Linked DNA regions of Homo sapiens: region 2 is linked to region 1. Evidence: chromatin loops called from intact Hi-C (ENCODE). Cell type or tissue: natural killer cell. All regions are shown on one strand.

Region 1 (8,000 bases):
CCAAAGATTTAATGATCCTCCCTTTGCTGTGTCTTCTCTGTCCCTTATGCAAACTTTGCACTGGCTGCAGCCCCACTACTGCTTGAAACTTTACCACAACTCCATCCTTTCCTCCCAACTCTGATGCTGCGGAATCCATTTCTATTCAATTTTGTTAGATCACATGTGGTTTTTCACTCCCCAGTTGGAATGCACTAAAGTTGACTTGCTAGTTCCCTCTTCTTTTTTTTTTTTTTTTTTTTGAGATGGAGTCTTGCTCTGTCACCAGGCAGGAGTGCAGTGGCGTGATCTCGGCTCACTGCAACCTCCGCCTCCTGGGTTCAAGCAATTCTCCTGCCTCAGCCTCCTGAGTAGCTGGGACTACAGGCACATGCCACCATGCCCAGCTAATTTTTGTGTTTTTAATAGAGATGGGGTTTCACCATATTGGCCTCTTGTACTCGTGATATGCCTGCCTCAGCCTCCCAAAGTGCTGGGATTACAGGTGTGAGCCACTGTGCCTGGCTAGTTCCCCCTTCGTTACCTGAGCACCCCTAAAAGTAGGTTGGTCCCGTACTCGCATTTGGGCATGGTCAAGCAGTCACCTATCCCAGGCGTGCACGTACCAGGATAGGCTACCATCGGCAGAGCCCAAGGGTCCAAGAATTGAGGCTCGGAGAGAGCTGAGGATGCAAAGACAATGGGAAAGACGGCAGGTTCCTCCTACTGGGATTAAGAGTGATGAGGCTGAATATTCAAAGGAAGGGACAACTCCTTTCCCAGTCACTGGGGCATCTCTGGTCCAGATGGAGGAGTGTGCACCAATCCAAAATGACCTTATCAATTGCAGCTGTAACATTTCCAAACCAGAATGAAGCTCAGTGGCTGTATTGTGCAACCAACCCCATTATTTTTAGATCAGAGGATGCAAAGGTCTGGAAAAGCTGAGCATTGCCTAAGGTCACAGAGTAAATCAATGAAAAAGAATATATTTCTGCTGTCCCTAGCTTGAGGTCTTCCTCAGATCATTGAGAACATTCTTATACAATCACATAATTAAAGCCAGTCATAAACAGCAACGGTATCTGAACCACCCCAAAGGTCTATAACATCCATACCTCAGACCCTGAAGAACGAACACCACCTATTTCTCTTGCAGTAAAATTATAGATAGATTTTTTTTTTTGACAGAGTTTTGCTCTTGTTGCCCAGGCCGGAGTGCAATGGCGCGATCTTGGCTCACTGCAACTTCTGCCTCCTGGGTTCAAGCAATTCTTCTGCCTCAGTCTCCCGAGTAGCTGGGATTACAGGCATGCACCACCACACCCAGCTAATTTTTTATTTTTAGTAGAGATGGAGTTTCTCCATGTTGGTTGTTGGTCGGGCTGGTCTCGAACTCCCGACCTCAGGTGATCCACACGCCTCGGCCTCCCAAAGTACTGGGATTACAGGGGTGAGCCACCGCCCCCAGCCAGATAGTTGCTTTAAAAGATGCAGATGTTTAAAGTCATGGGAGTCTCTGGTTTATCCTAAAATATGAGGCCTAAACAGAGCTTAGGATGACTGACTCTTCCAATAAGACTAAATATACACAATCCCATATGTTATATTCTAATATTTTTTGGTAACTTATAATTTTGATATAATTTCAAACTTACAGAAAAGTTGCAGGAATAGTAGAGGTATATGATCATGCAAATCTACTTCTAGGTATCTACCCAAAGGTACTGAAAGCAAGGACTGGAACAGATGTCTGTATACCAATGTTCCAGGTAAGCACTCCACACAATAGCAAAAAGATTGGAAACAACCGAAATGTCCATCAATGAATGAATGGATGAACAATGTGCCATATACATGCAATGGAATATTATTCAGCCTGAAAAAAGGAAGGAGATCCTGACACATGTTACAACATGGATGAACCTTGAAGACATTATGCTAAATGAAATAAGCCAGACACAAAAGGACAAATATATTTCACTTATACACAAGGTAGGTAGAATACTTAAATTCATAGAGACAGGAAGTAGAAGCGTGGTAACCAGGGTCTCGGGGAAAACGTGAATGGGGAGTTTCTGTTTAATGGGTAGAGTTTGGGATGATGAAGAAGTTCCAGAGATGGATGCTGGTGATGTTTGCAAAACAATCTGAGCGTTATCTGGAGTTACTGACACATACACCTAAAAAAGTTCAAATGGTAAATGATGCTACATATTTTATCACAATTTTTAAAAGTACAAAACTATTGACATAGTCACACAAAACATTAACATGCTGGGGAGCTAAGCCCTGGTGGCAGTGTTTGGGGTCCCTGAATGCCCATGCCCTCTAGCTCACGGCCAGCCCAAATGGCAGCTCCTGCAGGACAGTGTAACGGTGCTCCTTCCCTGCCTCATGTACTCTTTTGTTTTTGAGACAGAGTCTCACTCTGTTGCCAGGCTGGAGTGCAGTGGAGCGATCTCAGCTCACTGCAACCTCTGCCTCCTGGGTTCAAGTGATTCACCTGCCTCAGCCTCCCAAGCAGCTGGGACTACAGGTGTGCGCCACCACGCCTGGCTTATTTTTGTATTTTTAGTAGAGATGGGGTTTCACCATGTTGACCAGGATGGTCTTGATCTCTTGACCTCGTGATCTGCCTGCCTTGGCCTTGCCTCATGTACTCTTTGTACTGGAGCTATTCACCCACATCTTATCCTCTCTACAAAATCCCAATGCAGGAACAGAGATCAGAATCTTTCATGCTTATCCTCTGCTATGATTGGTATGGTTCTGGGATTGCCAAATATTGGGGGGGGGGAATTAATGTTCCTCTATACAGCCACGCTGTACATTTATGTATTTGAAACTCAACAAAGATGAAAAAATAAATAGCTGTCCACCATCGACTGTGCGGCCCAATTACACCTAATGGCTGCGGAGTTGTGTGCAGGCCTCTCTTTTCTGGGCTATTCAATCTGGATTCATCCACTCTTCAACGTATTAAACACACTGAGTCACTCAACAAATAGCTGCTACTTTCATCTGAGATGTCTTCAAATTCTATACAACAATCCTTTAAGTGTGAGACACAGCATATTATCCAGTATATGAAAAATAAGCTTATTCAAACATCAGGGACAGAGCCATGAGAACACGCCTGTCAACAGGGATTGCAATGCGGAATATGGACAAAAGAGGGCTTTGCACTGACTTTTGGGGTCCATTTGCTAATGGACCGATGCAATTTTATAGGGAATTTAAGAGATCCAGAATATCCTTATTGGTCAATGTTCATCAACCCTATCTTATTTTATATAGATCAGTTAAGAGGGCAGAATGGAAGTGGAAGATGGTCATTAAATCTGAACGTTAAGAATAAGAAGGTATTGAAAATAATGTTTGGATTAGTCTTGAATTTTAAGTAAAAGAACCACTCATGTGGCTGCAAGAGGAGAGTTCATTACACAAACCAGAAAAGGCTTACATGAAGTTGCTTAGAGGCAGAAAAGGTACAACCGCTTGGCTTTCTTCAATTCCACACCTCTACAACTCTGAATCACGTGGCCTTTTAGGTATTGAAGGATGCAGACAACTACTTTGGCCACCAGGTGGCAGCACATCTCTATCTCCTCATACATGGGCAAAAAAACACTTAATTCAAAACAGAATACAGGTGTTAATAACGATATGCAATGTAAATACCTTGCATCTAAAATATTATACTGTAAATATAATAGAGTTATGAGGTAAAACAAGGTTGGAGCAGATGACTCAGACCTATGCAACTTTGTAACCAGGGCACGAACCAAACAAAAATACTAGCACAGATCAGGCTCTGAGGCTCATGCCTATAATCCCAGTGCTTTGGGAGGCTGAGGCAGGAGGATCACTTGAGGCCAGGAGTTAGAGATTAGCCTGGGCACCATAGCAAGACCTTGTTGCTACAAATTTTTTTTAAAAAATTGGCTGGGCGTGGTAGGGCATGCCTGTAGTCCCAGCTACTCTGGAGGCTGAGGCAGGAGGATCGCTTGAGCCTGGGAGGTTGAGGCTATAGTGAGCTGTGATCAGGCCACTGCACTTCAACCTGGCAAAAAGAGCAAGACCCAGACTCAAAAAAAAAAAAAAAATTAACACACTGAAAAAAGACTGTTCAATTCTTAAAAATTCTTCAGAATCCCAATAAAAAACATAGCATATTAAGTAAAGGGATAGAGACAGGTTGAGGCAACTTAGGGCAAAATATACAGTAACGGGGAAGACCTCATAATATGCATTTCCAAGACACAAAACAGGACCAAGCCAGGCCCAGAGGGGAAGCGTGTGGTGAAGGGGCACCCTGGGCACTACTGAATTTCTGGGTGTTCACCTGGGTCAGTGAACACAGTATTCTAGCACTATTTACTTGGTTGCACAAAACATTAACATGCTGGGGAAGGCTGTGGAGGGGTACAACTTTTGCTTCCTCTTGCCATCATTCTCCCATCTGCCCACGTCAGGCGAGCTAATTCACGACAGAGAGAGGCACACTGAGGGACCATGGGCGACTCACCTGCAGTCAAGTAGGCATAATAGCACTGGGACCACCTGGACTCATTTTTTAGCCTCTCAAAGGAATCAAATGCATCCTTGAAATTGAGCTCTATCATGCTGCACCAACCTATGAAAGAAATATTTTTAGCACATGACCCTAAAGTACTGAGCTCTATGACCCATATTTAAGCCACGAGCCTCTGATATGGCGATCATTCTCTGTGCATGTTCTATGAAATGCGTAAAAAAGTTTAACCTGAAAACCTAAGAAATTATTTTTTCCCTTAAATACTTTCAATGTAAAGTTTGAATTTGACAAGGCACTTAGGTTTGAGTCAGACAACCAATAAAACAGCACAGAAGAGAATGGCATAAAGATTTCTAGAAAGACACTCCAATTTACGTCCTAACAGTCGTGAGGCTAACCCAAGCACAGCAGTACTTCTCCAAGAGTACACACAGGTGCAATAAGAAACAGTGGAAGCAACACCACTCGATTATGTACTCAGTGACTACCACTCATTCTTTTTTTTTTTTTTTCTTTTTTTTTGAGAAGGAGTCTTGCTCTGTCACCCAGGTTGGAGTGCAATGGCACGATCTCGGCTCACTGCAACCTCTGCTCCCTGGGTTCAAGCAATTCTCCCGCCTCAGCCTCCCAAGTAGCTGGGATTACAGGCACCCACCACCATGCCCAGCTGATTTTTGTATTTTTAGTAGAGATGGGGTTTCGCCATGTTGGCTAGGCTGGTCTTGAACTCCTGACCTCAAGTGATCTGCCCACCTCAGCCTCCCAAAGTGCTGGGATTACAGGTGTGAGCCACCGTGCTTGGCCCACTCATTCTCAAAACTTTATAAGATCTAGACAGCAAGCCAATGAGAAATTAGGCATTTCCCTACCTTCCCTCAGCACACTGGTAGTGAAAGAACCCCACCTTCCTGGATCGAAACAGTTAAATGGGCATTCTAGTAAGGAACTGCAGCAACTAAAATGTAAAGGATTTTATTCCCACTTTTCATCACAGTAGCCCCCATCACCTGAGCCTCTAATGTGTGCCAATGCTGTGGTAAGCACTTCATGTAACGCTCTCTAATCCTTATGACAACCTTGCAAAGGGGGCTAATAGTGTCCTTGTATTAGCAAGGACTAATCCTATGCCTGTAATCCTAGCACTCTGGGAGGCTGAGGTGGGAGGATCGCTTGAGCCCAAGAGATCCAGACCAGCTTAGGCAACACGGTGAAACCCCATCTCTATAAAAAATTAGCCAGGTGTGGTGGTGCACGCCTGTAATTCCAGCTACTTGGGAGACTGGGGTGGGAGGATCACCTGAGCCGGGGAGGTCTGGGCTGCAGTGAGCTGAGACTGCACCACTGCACTCCAGCCTGGATGACACAGTGAGACCCTGTCTTAAAAAAAAAAAAAAAAAAAAAAAACTAAGGTATCAAGAGGTAGCTACCTGCTGAAGCCATACAACTAAGAAGGAATAACTGTGGATCAAAATCCAACACACTTTCCTTTACATGATACTGCCTCCATAAAAAATATTCTGTTATCAGGTGCATCACTAAGTAATTGTGTAAACTGAGACTTGCCATTTAAACCGTGGGAGGAAGAGTGTGTGAGATATACACTTCAGAAAATTCACTGTCAAATTCTATGGGATGTGATATTGACATAGTTTAGAGTAAAAATTTGGGCTTTTTTTGGAAACACACTCTCACTCTGTCACCCAGGCTGGAGTGCAGTGGTGGGATCTCAGGTCACTGCAACCTCTGCCTCCTGAGTTCAAGCCACTCTCCCGCCCGCCTCAGCCTGCTGAGTAGCTGAGATTATAGGCGCCCACTACCACGCCTGGCTAATTTTTGTATTTTTGGTAAAGACGGGGTTTCACCATGCTGACCTGGCTGGTCTCGAAGTCCTGGCTTTAGGCGATCTGCCCCTCTCAGCCTCCCAAAGGACTAGGATTACAGGCGTGGGCCACCGTGCCCGGCCTGGGCTGATTATTTTTATCCTAGCATAGATAGCGGAGAAAGATTGGAATTAAATACAAAATAGAGATGGAAGGAAGCACTGACTCAGGAATAAGTCAGGAATAATTCAGGAATAAATAAGGAATAACTCAGAAATAAGTCAGGAATAACTCAGGAATAAGTCAGGAATAACTCAGGAAAAAGTACCAACTCAAGCTTCCGAGCCTGAATCGGAAGCCCGAGTTACTACCAACTCCTGAGTTAACCTTCCTAAGGCCTGGGTTGGGTGATTTCTAAGCTTCCTTCTGCTCTAACATCCTATCCTGTCATAGGACTTGAAATGATGCACCAACAAAAGGCCACCAAAGCTAGAGTTTTTCATTCAAGTTCTTTGAAGCACATTTCATTCTATATTGTGGCTACTAAGCAGAGCTCCAGCAGAGTGTAGAAGACACAAAAACACATTTTCCACTGGATTATACATCATTTCCTCTTTTTAAACCACAACAGGCATTTAAAACGTAATATTGTTTATTGGGCAGTTCGCAATCTTTTGGTTTTCAGTTTTCCTTAAAAGGATTCAGGAAGACAATTGTGTCCACAGCAGGCAAAGCAAGTGGCAGGCAGCACAGGGCCTGACCCCCCAAACTGACAGGTGTCAACTGCTTCCCTGAGCATTCTGTCTCCACTTCCCTGTCCCTCTGCAGAAAGCTTTTTAAGTCTCAATTTCCCTTTGGAGTCTCATCACTATCTCATCATTTCTCCTTTCTCTTTGCCTCTGTCATTCCTTTTTATGTGCTACATGGTGTGACCTTGTAGCATTAGCTACGCTGAAACTCTGAAAAGTCTGAGTCCCTTATTTAAAATTTTTTTTTGTTTCAAGTTCAAAGTTGTGTTTACTCTTCCCAGCACAATGGAGAAACTGTTACACAGAAAGATTTTGCAATTACTAATGTAATAGGATCAGAGTTTTAGTGCAGTCAGCAAAGACCCATAGCAACAATTCTGGAGGAGAATGGGGAAAATCTCGGGCAGATAAATCCTTCCAGGTTTGTTGGTGACTGTCTCTCCAGTAAGGGAGAAGCAGAAGGTGGCAGCTAACATGTATGGAGGGCCTTCCGTGCCAGGCCCCCTGCATGAGGTTTCACACGTCATGTCATCTAAACCTCACAGCTGCTACAAGGGGAGGCACCTTAACTCCAATGGCAACTATGTGGCTAGGAAGGTTTGGGCAACTTGTCCAAGGTCTCAGAGCTAGTTGGTGAAAAACACTGGGACTTCAGTCCAACTATCTCCTGTCTCCTATTTTTCTTCTCAAGTAAACATTAGTGGGAAGGAGGAACAAAGAGCTTTGAATTCTAATGCAGTCCAATAAGGTATTTCTGGTCATTTAATCAATTCATTTAACATCACCTATTATCCTAAAAAATCAAAATGCTGTAAAGAAAAAATGTTATAAAAACGTAATGAGAATCAGAGAGAAGTATCATTGCATGTGCTACGGGAATAACTGAAGTCCTTCTTACTACAGAAGGCACCA
Region 2 (8,000 bases), 620 kb after region 1:
AACACGGCTCACTGCAGTCTCAACCTCCCATCTCAGCCTCACAAGTAGCTGGGACCACGGGTGCATGCCACCACACCTGGCTCATTTTTTTATTATTATGCTTTGTAGAGACAGCGTTCTCTGTTGCCCAGGCTGGTCTCAGACTCCTGGCCTCAAGTGATTCTCTCGCTGACCGTGCTCAGCCCCCATGTTAACCCTTTATTTTTATTGTTTATTTTATTTTATTTTGAGACGGAATTTCGTTCTTGTTGCCCAGGCTGGAGTGCAATGGCCCTGTCTCGGTTCACTGCAACCTCCACCTCCCGGGTTCAAGCGATTCTCCCGCATCAGCCTCCCAAGTAGCTGGGATTACAGGCACCTGCCACCATGCCCAGCTAATTTTTTTGTGTGTATTTTTAGCAGAGACCGGGTTTCACCATGTTGGCCAGGCTGGTCTCCAACTCCTAACCTCAGGTGATCTGCCCACCTTGGCCTCCCACAGTGATGAGATTACAGGCATGAGCCACCGCGCCCGGCCCCGTGTTAACCCTTTTTGAGGTGTTCAGTAGTATCAGGCATATTCACATTATTGTGAAATACGTTTCCAGAAACTTTTTATCTTGCAAATCTGATTCTGTCCCTAAATTTGACTACTCTAAGTATCTCATATAAGTGGATTTTATAGTATTTGTCCATTAGTGTCTGGCTTCTTTTGCTTAGCAAAATATCCTCAAGGTTCATCCATGTAGCATGTGTCAGGATTTCCTTCCTTCATTAAGGCCGAAAAAGATTCCATTTTATGTATATAGCACATTTTGTTTATCCATTCGTCTGTTGATGGGCATGTGGGTTGTTCCCACCTTTGGCTGTTGTGAATAAAGCTATGCAAATATCTGTTCAATATTCTGTTTTTAATTCTTTTGGGTCTATACCCAAAAGTTGGATTACTGGATCATATGGTAGTTCTATTTCTCAGAGAGCTATTTTTGAGTGGCTTTGATGTCTGAGCCCAGGAGTTTGGTTTGGAGCATGTGAATCCAAGGAGAAATGACATCTAGGCAGATGGATATATTGGTCTGAAACTCATCAGAGGAGTGACAAGACTGGAAATGTAAGACTTCTACACTCAGCCTCACCCACCCAGGCCCATGTCACACATGGAAAAACCGATAACTCCAGAACCCTGCTCTCCAGCCACACAGTGCCATCCCTGCAGCTGGCTTGTTTAGCTGCTCCCTGTGACTCTTCCTCAACATCACCAGTTTGCCCTGTCATTGTTCTGTCCTCTCTACCCAAGTCTATCTGCCCTCTCCTCTCTTCCCTTCCCTCCTCATCAGCTTTGATTTCATTTCTCTGCATTCCAGTTATTTTTTGCCATTACCTTCAACATCCTTGCTGCACTGTTCTTGTCTGGCAGAGCCTCAGTCCTGGATGAACTCAGCCACCTGCTTTCCCAGTACCTACTGCTGGAGGGGTCACACAACAGGACAGAGGGCACTGCGGGAAATTCAAATGGGCCCTCAGCCCTGCCTGGCTGTCCCAGTCATTGTCTCTCCTGTTCTCTGCAAGGATATTTTCAGGCCTTCTTCACACTCCTCAGACTGTCTCGCCCCTATTTCCATGAACATCGAGGACTTCAGATGGAAACTGGGCTTCATACCAGTTGTGCAGCGCACCACGGCTGTCCTTCTAGAAAACGGTCCATCCTGCCCAAGGCCAAACCCTGTTTTTATTTATTTATTTATTTATTTATTTGATGGAGTTTTGCTCTTGTTCCTCTTGTTGCCCAGGCTGGAGTGCAGTGGCACAATCTTGGCTCACTGCAACCTCTACCTCTCGGTTCAAGTGATTCTCCTGCCTCAGCCTCCCGAGTAGCTGGGATTACAGGCATGCGCCACCACACCCGGCTAATTTTGTATTTTCAGTAGAGACAGGGTTTCTCCATGTTGGTCAGGCTGGTCTCGAACTCCCAACCTCAGGTGATCCACCCCCCTTGGCCTCCCAAAGTGCTGAGATTACAGGCATGAGCCACCGCGCCTAGCCCAAACCCTCTTTATTTTTATTTTTTCACAAATACCACAGTGACTTACCAGCACTTCTTTGAATTCCATCTTTCGGCTGGGTGCAGTGGCTCATGCCTGTAATCCTAGCACTTTGGGAAGCTGAGGCAGGTGGATCACCTGAGGTCAAGAGTTCGAGACCAGCCTGGCCAACATGGTGAAACCCCGTCTCTACTAAAAATACAAAAAAATTAGCCGGCTGTGGTGGTGAGTGCTGGTAATCCCAGCTACTTGGGAGGCTGAGGCAGGAGAATCGCTTGAACCCGGGAGTTGCAGGTTGCAGTGAGCCAAGATCGTGCCATTGCACTCCAGCCTGGGCAACAAGTGGAACAAGAGCGAAACTCCATCTCAAAAATAAATAAATACATACATACATACAGGGTTTGGCCTGTTTATATAAACAGGAGGCAGAAGTTGCAATGAGCAGAGATCACATCACTGCACTCCAGCCTGGGTGACAGAGCGAGACTCTGTCTCAAAAAAAAAAAAATTTAAAAAATTTAAAAAATGAATTCCATATTTCACCTTCTCAAAAAAACCTACAGTATTGACCATCCCGTTTCTCTCATATAGGCAACCTCTCCTCACTCCTGCTCCTAGAAGCAGCCTTTATATTTGCTCATCTCTCCCATCATAAAAACAAAACAAAAACAGAACTGAAAACACAGAGGACTTCCCTAAACACACGTCCCTGTCTGGCTATCACTGCCTTCCTCTACTTCACAGTGAACAGGAGTCAGTCTTGACCCATCCCCACTCCGACCCCTCATGCCCAAGCAGGCACAGGCCATCAGCTTAGGTACAAGTTTAGAAAAAGAGACTTCCAAGAAAACCCAAGCTACTCCACAGAAGTGCATATTTCGAACATGACCCCACAGGAATGTCTGCCAAGGACAGGGCAGCAGTGCAGTGTGTGCGCGTGTGTGCGCGTGTGTGTATGCGTGCCTGTGTGCGCATGCATCACACTTAAAAAAGACTATGGTCTTTTTATGACACCAGGCATCTCGTCCTTCCCAGAGAATTCAGTTTGGTTGACTCTGGCAGATGTTTTTGTCCTAAGAGCCAGGCTTGATTGTTGTGCAGTTCGCCTTGGGTCTGCAAGCAGCATTGAGGTCTGCCTGCATGTTATGGGTTGAAGTGTGTCCCCCCAGAATTCAGATGTTGAGGTACTAACCCTTAGTATTTCAAAATGCATCTGTATTTGGAGATAAGGCCTTTAAATAGGCCGTTAAGGTAAAATGATGGACCCTAATCCAGTATGACTGGTGTGTTTATAAGAGAAGATTAGGACCTAGACACACAGACTGAGGGGCCGCCCATGTGAAGACACAGCAAGAAGGCGCCACCTACAGGCCAAGAAGAGCTGCCTCAGAGGAAGCAACGCTGCTGGCACCTTGATCTAGGACTTCTAGCCTCCAAAACTGTGAGAAAATAAATGTTTTCAACCTCAGTCTGTGGTATTTTGTTGTGGCAACCCAAGCAGACTAATACACTGGCCATGGGCAAGACGCCCTGACCACAGTGATCTTGACAGGGGTGTGGGCGCAGGACATGCTGGGGCATCTTGAAGCTACTGCAGGCCCCACAGAATCTAGAGGGTCCAGAATAAAGTCTTTATCCCTCCATGAGCTATCTCTTTCTGTTGCACATTTTTTTCTGCATTAAAACAGTTTGATTATTTGCCCCATGCCCATATAGGATTCCCTATTCTTCATAAATTTTAAAAAAAAACTCTTTTCATTGATAAACATCAAAACTCTGCAAATAGTCTTTTAAAAATGAACAACAGACATTTCTACTTTGAGGTTCCATGTGTTACCAGAACTCACATTTTAAAGTGCCTAGTATTAGTATGGAAATCACCAAAAGGACTGGCCAGAATTTGAATTAGATGAGAATTTTCTTTCTATCATATCCCTACCTGGTCTGATCATTGCTTCCGTTCTCAGAACATTCTTTCTGTGGATTTCCTTTGCTACTGAGTCAGATACTTTCTTCCTCATTTCTGTTGTTTATGTAACAGATGTTTCTGCTGTGTCTTTTCAAAGACACAGTTTCAACTGCCTTTGCAAAAATTATAACTGAAGAAATTATAACAGTGAAAGAGATCAGACCTAACCGACTCCATCTTGCTTCTAACCTTTAAGCTGTCCTTGTTCATTGCTGGGCATTTGGGAAGGAATTCAGTTCATAGTTTGACTCTGAAACAAAATTAATAATAGCGCTTTCCCGAAAAGACTCCCTTCTTGCCTGGGGACCAGTCTGCCTTTGCAGGACTAACAAGTTAGCTACAAGATTAGAAATTACGGTTTAGGGGTCATGCAGCCTCTGGCTCCAAGAGTCTGAACCGCCCCAAATTGCTTTTGGGGATAGCATCACTATTGTAAAACCTAAGATCAGTGTTTGAGATATTTTGTAGATCCTATACTGGATGGATCAGCTGACACCATCCAGACCGGTAATCTGGGCCAATCAGTTCTGCCATCCCATCTAGGAGTAGAAAACAGCAAGAAAACCTCAGTTCGACCCCCCTAGGATTCCATCTCCAACCTTGACCAATCAGCACTCTGCTTCCTGAGACCCTACCTGCCAAATTATGTTTGTTTGTTTGTGATGGAGTCTCACTCTGTTGCCCAGGCTGGAGTGCAGTGGCACAATCTCAGCTCACTGCAACCTCCGCCTCCTGGGTTCAAGTGAGTCTCCAGCCTCAATCTCCCGAGTACCTGGGTTTACAGGCAAGTGCCACCACGCCCAGCTAATTTTTTGTATTTTTAGTACAGATGGGGTTTCGCCATGTTGGCCAGGCTGGTCTTGAACTCCTGACCTCAGGTGATCCGCCTGCCTCAGCCTCCCAAAGTGCCGGGATTACAAGCGTGAGCCACCACACCCAGCACCAAACTATCTTTAAAAACTCTGATCCCCAAATGCTTGAGGAAACTGATTTAAGTAATAATAAAACTCCCGTCTCCCTCACAGCCAGCTCTGAGTGAAATTACTCTTTCTTCATTGCAATTCCACTGTCTTGACAAATCGGTTCTGTCTAGGCAGCAGGCAAGGTGAACCCTTTGGGCGGTTACATCTTTAAACATTAAATTGAAGAAAGGATGCAAAGCTGTACCTGTTTTGGTTTCTTTTCATTACTGGCATGCTTTTCCCTGCTTTTGATTTGATTTTCAGAGGAAAATTTAAGTTTATAATACAAATTAGAATAATTCATATGTTTAACATTTAAAATTCACTTTTTAAAGTCAAAGCTAGACCTGGGAATAATTTGTAAATAAAATTAAATAAGTTAAATTCACTTTTATTGGAAATAAAAACTTGGTTTGTTTTTGTTTTTGTTTTTATTTTTTTTGAAACAGAGTTTCGCTCTTGTCGCCCAGGCTGGAGAGCAATGGCGCCATCTCGGCTCACCGCAACCTCCGCCTCCCTGGTTCAAGCGATTCTCCTGCCACAGCCTCCCGAGTAGCTGGGATTACAGGCAGGCACCACCACGCCTGGCTAATTTTCTATTTTTAGTAGAGATGGGGTTTCACCATGTTGGTCAGGCTGGTCTCAAACTCCCAATCTCAGGTGATCCACCCGCCTCAGCCTCCCAAAGTGCTGGGATTACAGGCATGAGCCACTGCACCCAGTCAAGACTTGTATTTTAAAAAACTCATTAAGCAATCTCAAAACATTGTTCTTTTAATTGCATTTAGCTGTCTTAGAAGATCATTTAAGCAAACATTTAAGCAAAAAAAAAAAAATCTAAAGACTTGTTTTTACATCAAAACCCACAGAACTACCAGTAGGCACTTCGCCCCTGCCTGTGACTCTGCTGGGGTCACAGGAGTTTTAAACTCCGAAACATTTCCAGAGACTGTCTAGCTCAATGGCTCCCCAGACCAGCTAGTTATCAAACTCCAAGGAGTCAAAAATTACAAAATAAAATCACACTATATTGTAATTATGAAAGAAATGCATGCATGTTAAAGAATTTCAATAGTATGGAAAAATAGCAAGTGAAAAAAAAAATCTCTCCTTCTTCCCCAACAATACTCAGTGGCACGACCCAGAAGAAACCATTGTTACCAATTTCTGGTTTTGGCCCTGATGGTCACAGCATAACTCTCATATACTTATCTTGTTTTATCAGCTTCAGAAGTATCTGTTATTTCCTGAGGATATAGTTTGGATGTTATCCCCTCCAAATCTCATGTTGAATTGTAATCCCCAATATTGGAGGTGGGGCCTGGTTGGAGGTGACTGGATCATGGAGGCAAATTTCTCATGAATGGTTTAGAGCCATTCCCTGGGTGCTGTCCTCCCGATAGTGAGTGAGCGCTCCTGAGATCTGCTTGTGGCACCTCCTCCCCACTCTCTCTTTCGTTCCAACTCTTGCCAAGTGAGACGTCAGCTCCTCTTCACTGGCACCACGCTTCCTGTACAGCCTGCAGAACTGCTAGCCAATTAAACCTCTTTTATTTATAAATCACCTAGCCTCGGGGATATCTTTATAGCAGCACAAGAACGGACTAACACACCTGCTATAAGAAATGGCCAGGCGCAGTGGCTCATGCCTGTATGCCCAGCAATTTGGGAGGCTGAGGCGGGCGGATCACCTGAGGTCCGGAGTTCAAGCCCAGCCTGGCCAACATGGTGAAACCCCATATCTACTAAAAATACAAAAATTAGCTGGGTGTGGTAGTGCACGCCTGTAATCCCAGCTACCCAGGAGGCTGATGCAGGAGAATTGCTTGAACCCAGGAGACAGAGATTGCAGTGAGTCAACATTGTGCCACTGCACTCCTGCCTGGGTGACAAAGTAAGACTGTCTCAAAAATAATAATAATAAGAAGAAGAAGATGAGGAATTTAGTGCATTGATCTGCCTCTCACTTTCTTTTCCTCCATACCTCTCAATTTTTGTTATATTTTTCATTCTTCTAGTATTTACTTGCATAACTTTTTATAATATCCATTGAATTACATTTTTTAATCCATCAGGGCTAGGAAGTTCTAGTGTCTCCCCACTGTATAAAATGGGGAGATGTGGATCCTTATACTGCCCTCCCCTTCTCTCCTCCCTCCTCCCTACCTGCCATTACATTGTGTGATGACTAATTTCATGTGTCAACTTGACTGGGCCACAGGGTGTGCCCAGGTGTTTGGTCAAACACTATTCTGGGTGTGTTTGTGAGGATGTTTTTGGATGATTTATCATTTATCAGTGAACTGAGTAAAGCAGATGACCCTTCCTAATGTGAGTGGGCCTCATCCAATCAGCTGAATAGAACAAAGGCCTGAATGGAACAAAAAGGCTGACCTTCCCCCGCAAAAAAGAGAATTCTGGCTGCCTGACAGCCTTTGAATTCAGACATCAGTTTGTTTCCCTGCCTTTAGACCTACACTGAAATGCAGGCTTTTCTGGGGTGTCCAGCATGTGTGTATACATGGTGGACATATATATATATTCTATTTCTTTGGAATATATATATATATGTATATTTGGAATATATATATGTATATTTGGAATATATATATTCTCTTTCTCTGGAGAACACTAACTAATACACATTGTTATGGTTTAGGACATTTACATTCCATAAGTATAAATTCAGTGACTTGTGTAACGATTAATTCTAAAATTTGAAAACTAAAGCCAGGCACAGTGGCATGCACCTATAGTCTCAACTACTTGAAAGGCTGAGGCAGGAGAATTACTTGAGCCCAGGAGCTCAAGACTAGCCTGGGCAACATAACAAGACCACACCTTTTTAAAAAAAAGCAATAAAAAAATTTTTTTTCCTTTTTTTCTTTTTAGCTGGTACCTTGATCTTGGATATAGTGTTTAAAATACTATTATTTTTATTTGTTTGTTTGTTTGTTTTTGAGATGGAGTTTTCACTCTTGTCGCCCAGGTTGGAGTGCAATGGCACAATCTCAGCTCACTGCAACCTCCGCCTCCTGGGTTCAAGCA

The links. A loop is a pair of places that touch in the nucleus more often than their neighbours do. Peaks named below come from ENCODE experiments on the same cell type or tissue, not always from the same donor. Only the 100,000 strongest peaks of a DNase experiment are listed, where the experiment ranks them.
Region 2: a loop joins it to region 1, with 7 times the contacts of the local background. A loop is called at or near these places in 7 of 110 quality-filtered maps.

Annotation. Positions count from the first base shown.
Region 1 is chr18:24,114,743-24,122,742 of GRCh38, reverse strand. It overlaps TTC39C (tetratricopeptide repeat domain 39C), which reads right to left. Exons shown (of 14, transcript NM_001135993.2): 8 at 4,511-4,618. Among named protein-coding and RNA genes, the nearest start is that of CABYR, 20 kb to the left of the region's middle. In natural killer cell, a CTCF peak has its summit at 3,573 (motif pointing right); a DNase peak (open chromatin) is centred at 3,552.
Region 2 is chr18:23,494,376-23,502,375 of GRCh38, reverse strand. No RefSeq gene overlaps it. Among named protein-coding and RNA genes, the nearest start is that of RMC1, 5.1 kb to the left of the region's middle. RefSeq lists enhancers at 2,947-3,176, 3,447-3,516, 3,547-3,616, 7,035-7,084. In natural killer cell, a CTCF peak has its summit at 3,383 (motif pointing left); a DNase peak (open chromatin) is centred at 3,375; H3K4me3 peaks cover 439 bases; H3K27ac peaks cover 302 bases.